2 separate regions of the Homo sapiens genome follow, and region 1 is linked to region 2. Evidence: read pairs that join two places in POLR2A ChIA-PET (ENCODE). Cell type or tissue: PC-9. All regions are shown on one strand. Links, peaks and the distances in the headings refer to the core of each region. The heading gives the core; the rest is flanking DNA.

Evidence for each region. Peaks named below come from ENCODE experiments on the same cell type or tissue, not always from the same donor. Only the 100,000 strongest peaks of a DNase experiment are listed, where the experiment ranks them.
Region 1: POLR2A ChIA-PET joins it to region 2 with 7 read pairs; 1 of 35 experiments calls an interaction of 5 or more read pairs at or near these places.

What each region holds. Positions count from the first base shown.
Region 1 is chr2:75,044,917-75,050,295 of GRCh38, forward strand. TACR1 (tachykinin receptor 1) reads right to left here. Exons shown (of 5, transcript NM_001058.4): 5 at 1,547-4,807. The coding sequence ends at 4,516. Among named protein-coding and RNA genes, the nearest start is that of MIR5000, 43 kb to the right of the region's middle. In PC-9, for the core only: no CTCF peak of the experiment used is centred there; DNase peaks (open chromatin) are centred at 2,685 and 3,205.
Region 2 is chr2:74,863,417-74,868,795 of GRCh38, forward strand. HK2 (hexokinase 2) reads left to right here. Exons shown (of 18, transcript NM_000189.5): 3 at 4,220-4,368. Among named protein-coding and RNA genes, the nearest start is that of HK2, 32 kb to the left of the region's middle. In PC-9, for the core only: no CTCF peak of the experiment used is centred there; DNase peaks (open chromatin) are centred at 565, 1,665, 2,855, 4,735 and 1 weaker place; H3K4me3 peaks cover 1,019 bases; H3K27ac peaks cover 5,000 bases.

The DNA.
Region 1 (5,379 bases), core at 209-5,208, 180 kb after region 2:
TCCATTAGAGAGTATTACTAAAGCCAGTTGTGGTGCCCAGCGCTGAGCACTTTCATTGTGCAGGCAGGCCACACATGCCTAGGAATAAGTGAAAACGACTTTGCCTCTGCACGGGAATGTCTGCACTCCGCATCCTGTGTTATTTCTTGATTTATAATTTCTTCAATTCGTAGTCTTCCCTCAGCTAACAAGTGAAGAGTGAGCATACCCCTTCATCATGAATTTGGCGTTTTTACTGCCACAAATATTTTAAATGACATTCTACAGCTTTAACTCATCTGAGTATCTGAGGTGAGCTATGATTTTATTCCAAAGCTGTTTCTAGCTTCCCAGCAACCATTCTGGTTCTCTCGGGGCTCATCTGCCTCTCACCGCTCTGAAAGTCTCCAGTTCCTTGCCACTCTTTTATAAACAATTTAAATTGTCTCCTCCTCCTGGGGAGCAGAGGGTGAATGATTTCTTTTGAGAAGATTCAGCTTTAATTGCACCTCTTATTAAACACACACAATGTTTGACATATGATTTGTGGGGATCTTGGAGGGGACTTGTGGATTCCTTAAAGCTTATCCACATACCCCTATTGAAGATGCCTCAATTTAAATAAAACATCTTTATTACTTGTTTCTGATACTAACTGTGTTGGATAGTCTATCTTCTCAAAATTCCCTCTTTCAGTGCCTTTGCAGTTGTTGCCACTACAATTCTGTTACCAGCTGCTTATTGTTCTTTTGATGGAGCTGCTAGGGGTGAGGTGGCACAGAGGATAGGCAACCCAAGGTGTAGGAGGCAGACTGCCAGGGCTCACAGGGATTATCACTGATGTTTCAAAGCCTGCCACAGGTTTCCTGTCTTGTGTTTTCAAACACAGGGGGCTGGATCAAAGCTTGGGTGGTAGTTGTGGAGGTACATGGCTCAGATCCCTCTTTGAGGAAGAATGGCAGGGCACTTGGCTGACAGCCTCCAGCTGCAGGGCTTCAGCATCCACCATGGTGTTCAAACACAGAACACTTTCCCTAGAGAGCCCCAGCCAGCGGCTGAGCACGGCAGGGCATCAGGCCTGGCCATTCTGTTAACGTGCAATGTCTCTCTGGGCAATCTTTGCACGTGTTGGGCTGGGAGCTGCACCACAGTCTGAGGCTCTTCCTAACCACCCCTTTTTTCCCAGGTGTCAGATTGGCATGGTGGTTTGAAGGCTGTCCCTGAGTACTTCTGCTTTCTTTCCCCTTTGTCTTTCTCAGATGTTATTCCCCCCAACCTCCTGTCCTACGAAAACTCTTGTGCTTATAACTCTGTTGTGTCTGCATCCTGACACAGCTTTATTCATAGGCAACATCACTGTCATTTCGCATAATCCCACCTCCCTTCCCAGATCTCAACCTGGGAACTGTTCCCACATCTTCCCAACCCATTTCATCACAGAGTTAAGAGTTTACTGAACATTGATTCCATCCTTCTAGCTATGCAAGTTATTAGGGTTTCTAGTACCATCCCATTTAGCATCCTATAGGATGTTTAGGACCCCTAGAGAAGAGACAGAGGCACGAGAGAGTGAAACACATACTTTATTTCTGTATAAAGATTCTTTCCAGGAGACCAGGCTGGAAAACACGGAAACCTCAGGAATGGCCCCTCTCCACTTATACTCCTCTCCTCACAAATCAGGCCAATGAGGTCAGTTCCTGAGTCCCCTTTCTCCAGGATTCCACTCAGTCCTTGTCTCTTAGTGTCCTGTTGGGGGATAAGGAGGAGAAGGACTCTTGTTCTCTAGCTTCTCCGATAAAGGCCCCCCCACCGCCCCTCAATTACTGTGGTCTAGGAACTGTGAGTTCATGATATACATCAGGGCTCCTCCCTGAGAAAGCATGAGGAGGAAGAGGAGGAAGAGATTCACACAATACAAATATCACAGTGACAGCAATGAGATCTCACATTTTGGAAGTCACGTAACAAAGATGGTTCCTTGATATTTCATATTCTATTACTACTGGACATTACACCAAGTAAACACACTTGGATAAACACAGGGTGATGCATTTCTAGAATAAGAATGTGACCCATGCACAGTACAAATCATGGTGTTTCTTACATGTGGGAGTTGATGACATTTTTATAAGTTAGTGGACATTGGAGACTGGGTCAGAGGAAGGCTTGCTGGCACTGTCCAAGCAGATGCTTTGCCATATTGGAAACTGCCCGGACCACCCAACATTCCCTCTTACTATGCACAGAGATGATACTGTTCAACCAAATTCCTTTAGGTCCCCTGGACTGACTGCCAGCTCCCTTTGGAAGTACCCCAGAGAACTCTCATTCCAGAGGCTCTCCAAAGGTCCCAGTCTTTGGCTTGACTGCCCATGTTGAGTGTGGGTTTTTAGAATTCTGTGGAGAATCTGTCCTCTCAGATGCCTCCAAGACTGCTGGGCAGCTTAGACTCACTAGGACTGGTGAGTTAGTTAGTGATGGCCAATAAGGTAGGCTCTTCAAGAGCTGCAGGGGCTGTGTGTTCCCAGTTCAGGGCAAAGTCCAGAGGAGGCACTCAGTTAATCCTCGTTGAGCTCAACTCTAACCTTCTCTTCCATAGATGGGGTGTCCCCAACTTCTTGACACCATCTTCTCAGGTACTTCTCATAATCATGTTAGCTCTTTACATTCTTCCAAAGTGAGTAATCCATACACAGCAAGATTCTCTATTGGAAGTATGACTAATGCTTAGGGCACTAACTTTTGTTGCTTCTAAATTTTGTCTTCCATTTATATATCTGCAATGATCTGGCTTCACTTAGTTTATTTAAAACTTTCCATGCTGCTTTAGAGAATGTAGTTCTTGAGGTTTTCTGGCTTATACTGTTTCTTCTTCCCCCAGGCCTGTGGATGCCCTGGTAGAATTAGAGCCAGCAGGGCTGGCAAAGGCTGTAAACCATGCATTATTCTCCCCTTAATGTTATGGATGCGGCACATGTGCATCCATTATGCAAACTACCAGGAGGACATTCATGGATGTTACATGAAGCTTCTGCTTCCAGCCATATCTGGAAAAAACACAGATTTGGGAGACAGAAAAAAAAACAAAACAAAACTGCATGCTCACCTTCTGGAAACTCTAAATCTAAATTAGGATATAAAGCATTCAGTTCATGGCTCTTGGAAGACTGACTGTCCTTTAGGGTTGATGAGTCATTCTACCCCTTAGAGACAGGAAGCTGGCAAAGCCATGGAGCAGGGAGGAGACATTCAGAGAGTCTGAAGGGAAGATGCAAGATGCCCTCTTCCCAGAAGTGCAGCTGCAAAGTGCAGCCTTCTTGCTTGTCGCACATATGAGCACGATGCTAGTGTAAAACTAAGAATGAAGGTTAGGGCCCCCACCCTAAAATACCCAAAAGGTTAAAGCAGGGAGCCCACATTTGTCTTCTCTGACAGTGTTCTGCAGCTATGAAATTCTGCCTGCTAAAGCTGGATGGATGCAGGCCTTGGCATGAAGTCCTCTGCTCTGTCAAAAGCCAAAACCTTCCATGAGAAGGAATGTACTCAGGATTTTAAGATAAATCGGAGAATGTCTGAGATGGATAGTTACAGATGGCCTTAGCAGTTGCTACATCTCCAGGAACTGGGTATTAGTTACAAGACTCACTGCTCCTATTCTTTTCTATTCTTTTATTCTTCGTTTTGTTTTTTTTTGTAAAACAAACAAAAAACTCATACAATCCTTGAACCACGGGATGTTAAGATTCGAAGGAACACTTAGATTATCTAGTTCAGTCCCCTTGTTTACAAGTAGGAAAAGAGGGTCAACTACACATTAAATGTAGTGCAAGTCTCCCAATTCCTGGTCTGTAAGAGAACTAGCAGGTATCAGTGGACATATTCTGCTTGCGTCGGCTGCTCAGGACAGTCACCGGGGACATAATGTGGAAGCCCGAGGTTCTCAATCTCATGATGTATAAATGTACTGAAATACTGAGATGCCAAAAAGGGGAATACATATGTTTCTTTTCACAGATGCTTAGAAGACAGGGCTAAATTTTTCATTTAGATGTTATGTGGTGCCTTCTTTTGTTCACCCTGTCAAGCGTAGGCTGGGGTGATAGGAGCCTCCAGCTGCAGGAGGCTAATCTGAGATAACTTTATTGAAGTAACACGGGGCTCCAGGAAAATGAGTCTTCCGGGTCCGCAGCTGTGCTGCAGAATTCATCCTGAAATGAGCACTCGCATGCAGCCAAAGTCACTTCCAGAATGGAATGAATGGGCTTTTGGGAAAAGCTGGTCCGACCTTTTATTTTACAGGCTCAGCAAAGTTCAGTGATTTGGTTTGAGTCACACAGCATGAGGGTGGCAAAGATAGGGAAGAATTGAGATTTTTTGACTCAAGGATGGAATGTTTTCCCTAACCCATACTGACCCTTTTTGCAAGTCCCAGTGTGAGGGTGTTTCTGATGGTTCCAGATGAAGGGAATTTCCATGCATGAAGGGAGGCAGGTCAAAGGCAGTGGGGGCTGCACCTGCCAAAGGCCCTGTGGCCTAGGAGAGCACATTGGAGGAGAAGCTGAAGCTCTCTGTCATGGTCTTGGAGTCACTTCGTGAAGAGCAGTTGGAGGTCAGGTCCAGGGACGAGGGTGTGGCCTTGGGGCCGTCCTCTGGCTCCTCCTCGTGGGCCCCCACCACTGTGGAGATGGTGGTCTCCAGGCGGCTGACTTTGTACACACTGCCCTGGGTCTGGAGATACCGGGTGGATTTCATTTCCAGCCCCTCATAGTCGCCGGCGCTGATGAAGGGGCAGCACCGGAAGGCATGCTTGAAGCCCAGACGGAACCTGGAGAGCGAGCAGATGAAGAGGTGACCCTTTGGGACGGCCTGCTCAGAGGGCTGCCCACCACTGCATCAGCTTGTTAACACATGGACATACCCAAGCGTGATTCTGTTATTGTTTTTAAAATTCAATGACAGCTGGAGATGCTGAGGCCAAAAAGGCTTAAGGGTCAGTCAACAAGGTCAAATCCAAGACTAGAAAAAAAAAATCCAACACTGGAACAATCTTTATGTGAAATACGTCTTTACTGGGGGTGGCCCTGAACTATGCTGTCTCCCCTCACATGGGGTCAGCAGACTTTGAGTCAATTCTACCTCAACAAAACGCATTCACCAAGTGTTTACTATGTGCACAGCACTGTGCTAGTTACTGGGTGGTAAAAACACATATCAAGATTCAGTCCTTCCCCTCGAGTAGCCTGTTAACTGAAGGAGGACTCTCTGCCAATCATGTTTCTTCAGTGTGCCTCAGTTTCTCTGGTTGTTAAATAGGAAGAATTAACCTTTACTTAAAGGCGTGCTGCTAGACTTAACCTAAAAAAAGTGTAGGTGGGTCATGAAACTCTTAGAAATAAG
Region 2 (5,379 bases), core at 165-5,164:
CTTTAATGACACGGAGTATTGAATACTTCTGTATGGCTGAGCTCTTGAATGGTGGCCGGCATTGCATTGTAATGGAGTAATTGGAATCCTGGGGTTTAAAAAGAGGCTGCCAGGTGTGGTAGTGATCATGGCGATTCCGGGTACATGGAAAATACGTGCCTTGAGACCTGTGTCTTGCTACATTACCTGCTTAGGACTTGGAGATGTATCTTTTCGGTCCTCGTTTCATTTGGAGTATATGCCATACATTCTCAGAGCAGTCCACTGTTGTGTGCTAGCAGGTGCTTGAAAACTAAAGGAAAAAAACAAGATCCCCTCAACCCAGAGTCACCCCATAGAGGATGATTGGAATGTTCAGTGCAGTTACCTGGGGCCACTGGAAATGATATTGTAGGGCAGAAAGGGCAGGTCCCTTTAGGGGCATTAAGTTATAAATATAGGGCTGGTTCAGGAACTGAATGTGAAAGTATGCGTTTGTGACTTTGACCCACCTCCAAGTTTACGGCTGCATGCCTCAGGCATTGAGTGACAAGGAAGAGCCAGAGGCTCTAAGGTTGGATCAAATACAGTCCAGTGTTCTGATTTGCCTGAGCCTCTCCCAGTTTTGGCATTGAAAGTCCCATGTCATAGGAAACCCCTCCATCCTGGGCAAACTGGGATGGTTGGCCACCCTACATGGCCCTGGAGCTCATGCCCTCACTGCTGCTCAGCTCAACTGTGGCAGCAGCCCTTGAGCTGCTTCCTTGTGCTATCCCAGCCCTCCACAGTGCCACTAGAGCCACTAGAGCCCTTTTGGAAACAGATCTGACCTTCTTAAGAACGAAAGAAAGTCCTTGGCAATGGTATTTGCTGTGCGTTTATAGCCATGTCACGTGAGCCCTATGTTGTAGCTACTCTGGACATGCCATTTTTTGGCACCCACAAATTAATGCCAACTTATAGTTATACCAAACCTCTGTCCTGCCTTACTGGACACCAGAGCATGCCACAAACCTCCATGGCCTTGACAGGGAGAAAGGGAACAAGTACCTTGATAGGATCTATTAACGGAGGAATAATTTACTGTGTTTCTTCTTTGTTGTTGTTGTCATTTGTTTGTTTTTTTTTTGAGACAGAGTCTGGCTCTATTGCCCAGGCTGGGGTACAGTGGCGAGATCTCAGTTCACTGCAACCTCCACTTCCTGGGTTCTAGTGATTCTCTTGCCTCAGCCTCCCAAGTAACTGGGATTACAGGGCTACGCCACCATGCCCGGCAAATTTTTGTATTATTAGTAGAGACAGGGTTTCACCATGTTGACCAGGCTGGTCTCAAACTCCAGACCTCAAGTAATCTGCCCGCCTTGGCCTCCCAAAGTGCTGGGAATACAAGCATGAGCCACCACACCCAGCCTGTGTGTTTCTATATGTTCACATACAACATAGTCCATGTTTCACGTAAGCATCACAACCGCTGGGAGATGTCAGCATTATGAATCCTGTTCTACAGGTGAGGTGACATGCTCAGAGAGCCCTGTGATGTGCCCACACCACACAGGTAGTGAAGCTGCTGAGCTGGAATTCAAAATGAGGCCTGCCTACCTGTCTAAGGTCCAGTGCCTAACCACTGCTCTGGCATGGGCACGTAACCATGCGTGGGCGTTACGAGAGGGCCCGTCTCAGGATTGCCGAGTCACAGTGCTAGGCCTGCCTCAGATTCCGGACTTGGAAGGAATGCAGTCATTGGCTATGGTGGTTGTGGCTTCCTATGTGTGTGGAGGAGGGCTGCAGGGAGGAGGGGTGTCAGGGAATGTGTGTTCCAGAGGAGTCCTGTAAGCAAAGCAAGAGAGGACCTCCTTCCTGGGAACAGGTTCATCAGCAATACTTTATTATTTGTGTTTTCCCTTCAGTCCATCAGAAAATCCTGCACACCACCCGTTCTTGGTGGAGCTGTGGCCTCTGAGTCCAGCTGGGCTGGCCTCGGATGATGACCCACCAGGGGCAGCCTCGCCACCTCGGTCCCCTGTGGTCACTGATTCAGCGGATCGCGTGTATCCTGGACTTGAGAGTGCTGATGAGGCATTTCATCTTTGATATCCCTTTCATCCCTCATGACAGCCACCACGTTGTGTTTCCTAGAATTTGGCTGAGTTCCCACTACCAGGGAAGGCTCAGAGCTGGAGTGTCTGGAAAAGCCACCCATGGCCATGAGGCAGGCAGGCTAACCCCAGATGAGGGCGATGTTGCTGTAGCTAGCCCGCAGCTGTAGCTAGTGGTGGGGCCACCTCTAGTCACTGGGCAGGAAATGGAAAATTAGTGCCCCTAAGGAGGAATGCTGCCGTCACTGGAGCCAATTCCAGTGACTTTTCTTGGACAGGTTTCTGCAATCCCTTCTGCTTTCGTTGGCCTGGAAGAGTCAAGTGAGGCTGTGGGACAGGGTCTGCCTAGAGCCCGGAGAGAGAGTACCTAGTACTTACTGAGTGTGTCCTGAGTTCTTGGTCCTGCACCACACTTGTGTGTCTAATTTTTCCCCTCACAGCAACCCAATGAGATGCAATGTTCCCATTTTAGAGATGAAGCAGCTGAGGCTCAGAGGCTCAGGAACTTGCCTCTGCTAAATAGTGGCCGGGGTTCTGGAGCAGGTGATGTGGGCTCCAGAGCCAGTCTCCGTGTGTCACATCGCCTGACACACTTCTGGTTGTGTGGTCTCTGGTGGATGATGTCTACCGTTTTCCCTCTTGGGACCCTAGGGACTGTGGGTGGTGTTCTCAGGGAGCTGGTCAGATGTGACTTTTCTCAGGGCCTAAGTGCTGGAGGTGCTGAGTGCACCTGGGTGTAAAACAAACATTCTTGGGTTATTGAGTCAGAGCATCTCCCTGACCTCTGACCCATTCCGCTTCACTTCAGTGCTGTTCTCCCACCAGGAAAGGGGTTGAGTGTTGACAAACATGCCAATAAGTGAACCCCCCAGGAAATTGCCTTGTATCCTTGTATCCTTTGAGAAGGTTGTGGCAGGGCAGCAGAAGACTGGCGGTGCTGCTCGCAGTTGGGGCAGTCACCTGCGGATGCGCCTTGCCTGCTCCGCCAGCCCCTGCCCTGCTGCAGGTTCCGCGCCTCTTCAGCACTTTCATTCTGTGCCACACAATGGGGCCCTTCCCCATAGTCGGTGGTATTATCACCCAGGATCTGGATGTTTCCTGTCTACACTGCTGTTTCCTGGAGGGTAGGAACTGCACCTTCCCAGTGACACATGACAGTCTTCACCCATCTGTGTCTGTGGCTCCTTTCTGGAGTCTCACTCATCCTCTTTCCTGCTCCCCCACAGCTTTTCTGTTGCTTCAGTGGCCTGACTCTTGTCGTACATACATGCTCTGGGGTCAGCATTCTCTTGCATTCTGATAAGCCTGAGATCCTTTGAGGGGGCACCTGCTTGCCTTATTCACCAGGCCTCAATGTGTTGGTCCTCATTCCACTCCATCACATGACCCCTCTGGTCTTGCTGCAGGACATGGCCCTCATAATATGCAAACATTAGAAAGTAAATTTAGTACTGCAATTGCAATATGCAAACATAATATGCAAACATTAGAAAGTAAATTTAATACCGTGCTTGCAATTTGGTGTTCTGGGGGTATGAGGAACAGGATGGAGGCATGCACCCCTGGCATGGGGCTTGCTGAAAGCACTGAGGAGGTAGTCGGCTCTCAGGAGGGGGTGAGCACATCGTTGGATGCGAAACTGTCTTATATTGTTGATTGAATTATAAAAGTAATGTATATGCGACAGAATACTACTTAGCCATAAAAAGGAACAAATTAATGGCATTCGTAGCAACCTGGATGGGATTGGAGACCATTATTCTAAGTGAAGTAACTCTGGAATGGAAAACCAAACATCATATGTTCTCACTCATAATTGGGAACTAAGCTATGAGGATGCAAAAGCATAAGAATAATACAATTGACTTTGGAGACTCAGAGGAAAGGATGGGAAGGGAGTGAGGGATTAAAAAAAAAACAGCCCTGTGAGTTTCCAGTTTTAATAAAGCTCTGAGAATTAAAAAAATAATAATGTAAAGGTGTATAGCATGAAATTAGACTATATGTAATGTCTGTAGAGGAGTGAATCCCACTGGCCGCCCCTTACCCACAGATATTCCTGGAGGGACTTGGAGTTTTAAGTCTCGGTTGGTTCCTGGAAGAATTTTGCCCAAAATTAATAGTGGCCCTTCCTTTCTCTGCAGAACACGGAGAGTTCCTGGCTCTGGATCTTGGAGGGACCAACTTCCGTGTGCTTTGGGTGAAAGTAACGGACAATGGGCTCCAGAAGGTGGAGATGGAGAATCAGATCTATGCCATCCCTGAGGACATCATGCGAGGCAGTGGCACCCAGGTATGACCCTTCTCTCAGGGCAGCCCCTGGTGACAAAAAACTTCCTTGGCATGTTCTTTCTGTACTTTCTCCAGCCGCTCCCAGCGTGTGGATAGGCAGTCACCCAAGACACTCATGGATGCCAGCACAGCTGTAAGGGCTCCCTCTCAGCCGGAGCTCAGGCTGTTCTGGTTGTATTTTATACCCAACATGTACTCAGTATTAAAAGGAGTGACTAGAGAAGAAGCATGAAATCCAAGTAAGACGCTGTTCAGTGTTGTCACATCTCGGGCCTCAGGGCTTGGAAGAGGTCAAGCCCTCTGATTCGTGGTCGGCTGTTCCCTCTCCCACACAAGGCTCCCTCCTGGGAAAGGAATTTCTGACCATGAGTAGAACACGCTGGGGAGATATTTTTAGACTCATTATTTGTCTTTGGGGTGGCCTTGAGGTAAACCTGCTTTCCTTGTTATCATGCTGGGGTTGGAGAAGGGAGGCTGCATCCCTAGGGCTGTGGGCATTTGAGCTTTACCGAAGTTGTCACGTGGCTCCAGTATAACGTCAGGAGGGACACAGAGGGTAGCGGCCCTTCCACTGCCACTCCTATGCCTGCACCAAGCTGAGGTATTAAAGAGATTGGGTCCTGTATTCAGGCACTCTAGCTGTGTGATTCTGGGCAAGTGATAGACCTCAGTTTATTCATCTGTAAAAAGGGATGATAGTGTACGGATTGTGGTGTAGATTAGAGGAGATGATACCTGTTAAGTATTTGGCATAGTGCTGGTGCATAATCTAGTACTCTTCGTGTTTTTTTCACAGGGGTTTTTGTCTGTTTATCTAATTGCTTCTTGTGCTGTCACTTTCTGTGGCTAGTAATTGCATTGTTCCCTGTTGTGGGGGATGTGGTTGCCTTTTCTTCCCGTTGCCTCGATCTCCTGCCTTGGGCCACATCCCCCAGATGATAAATGTTTAAGAACCAAGTAAACTAGATAAGACAAAACAAAACAAACAAAATAACATCTAAAGTTTGGCTGT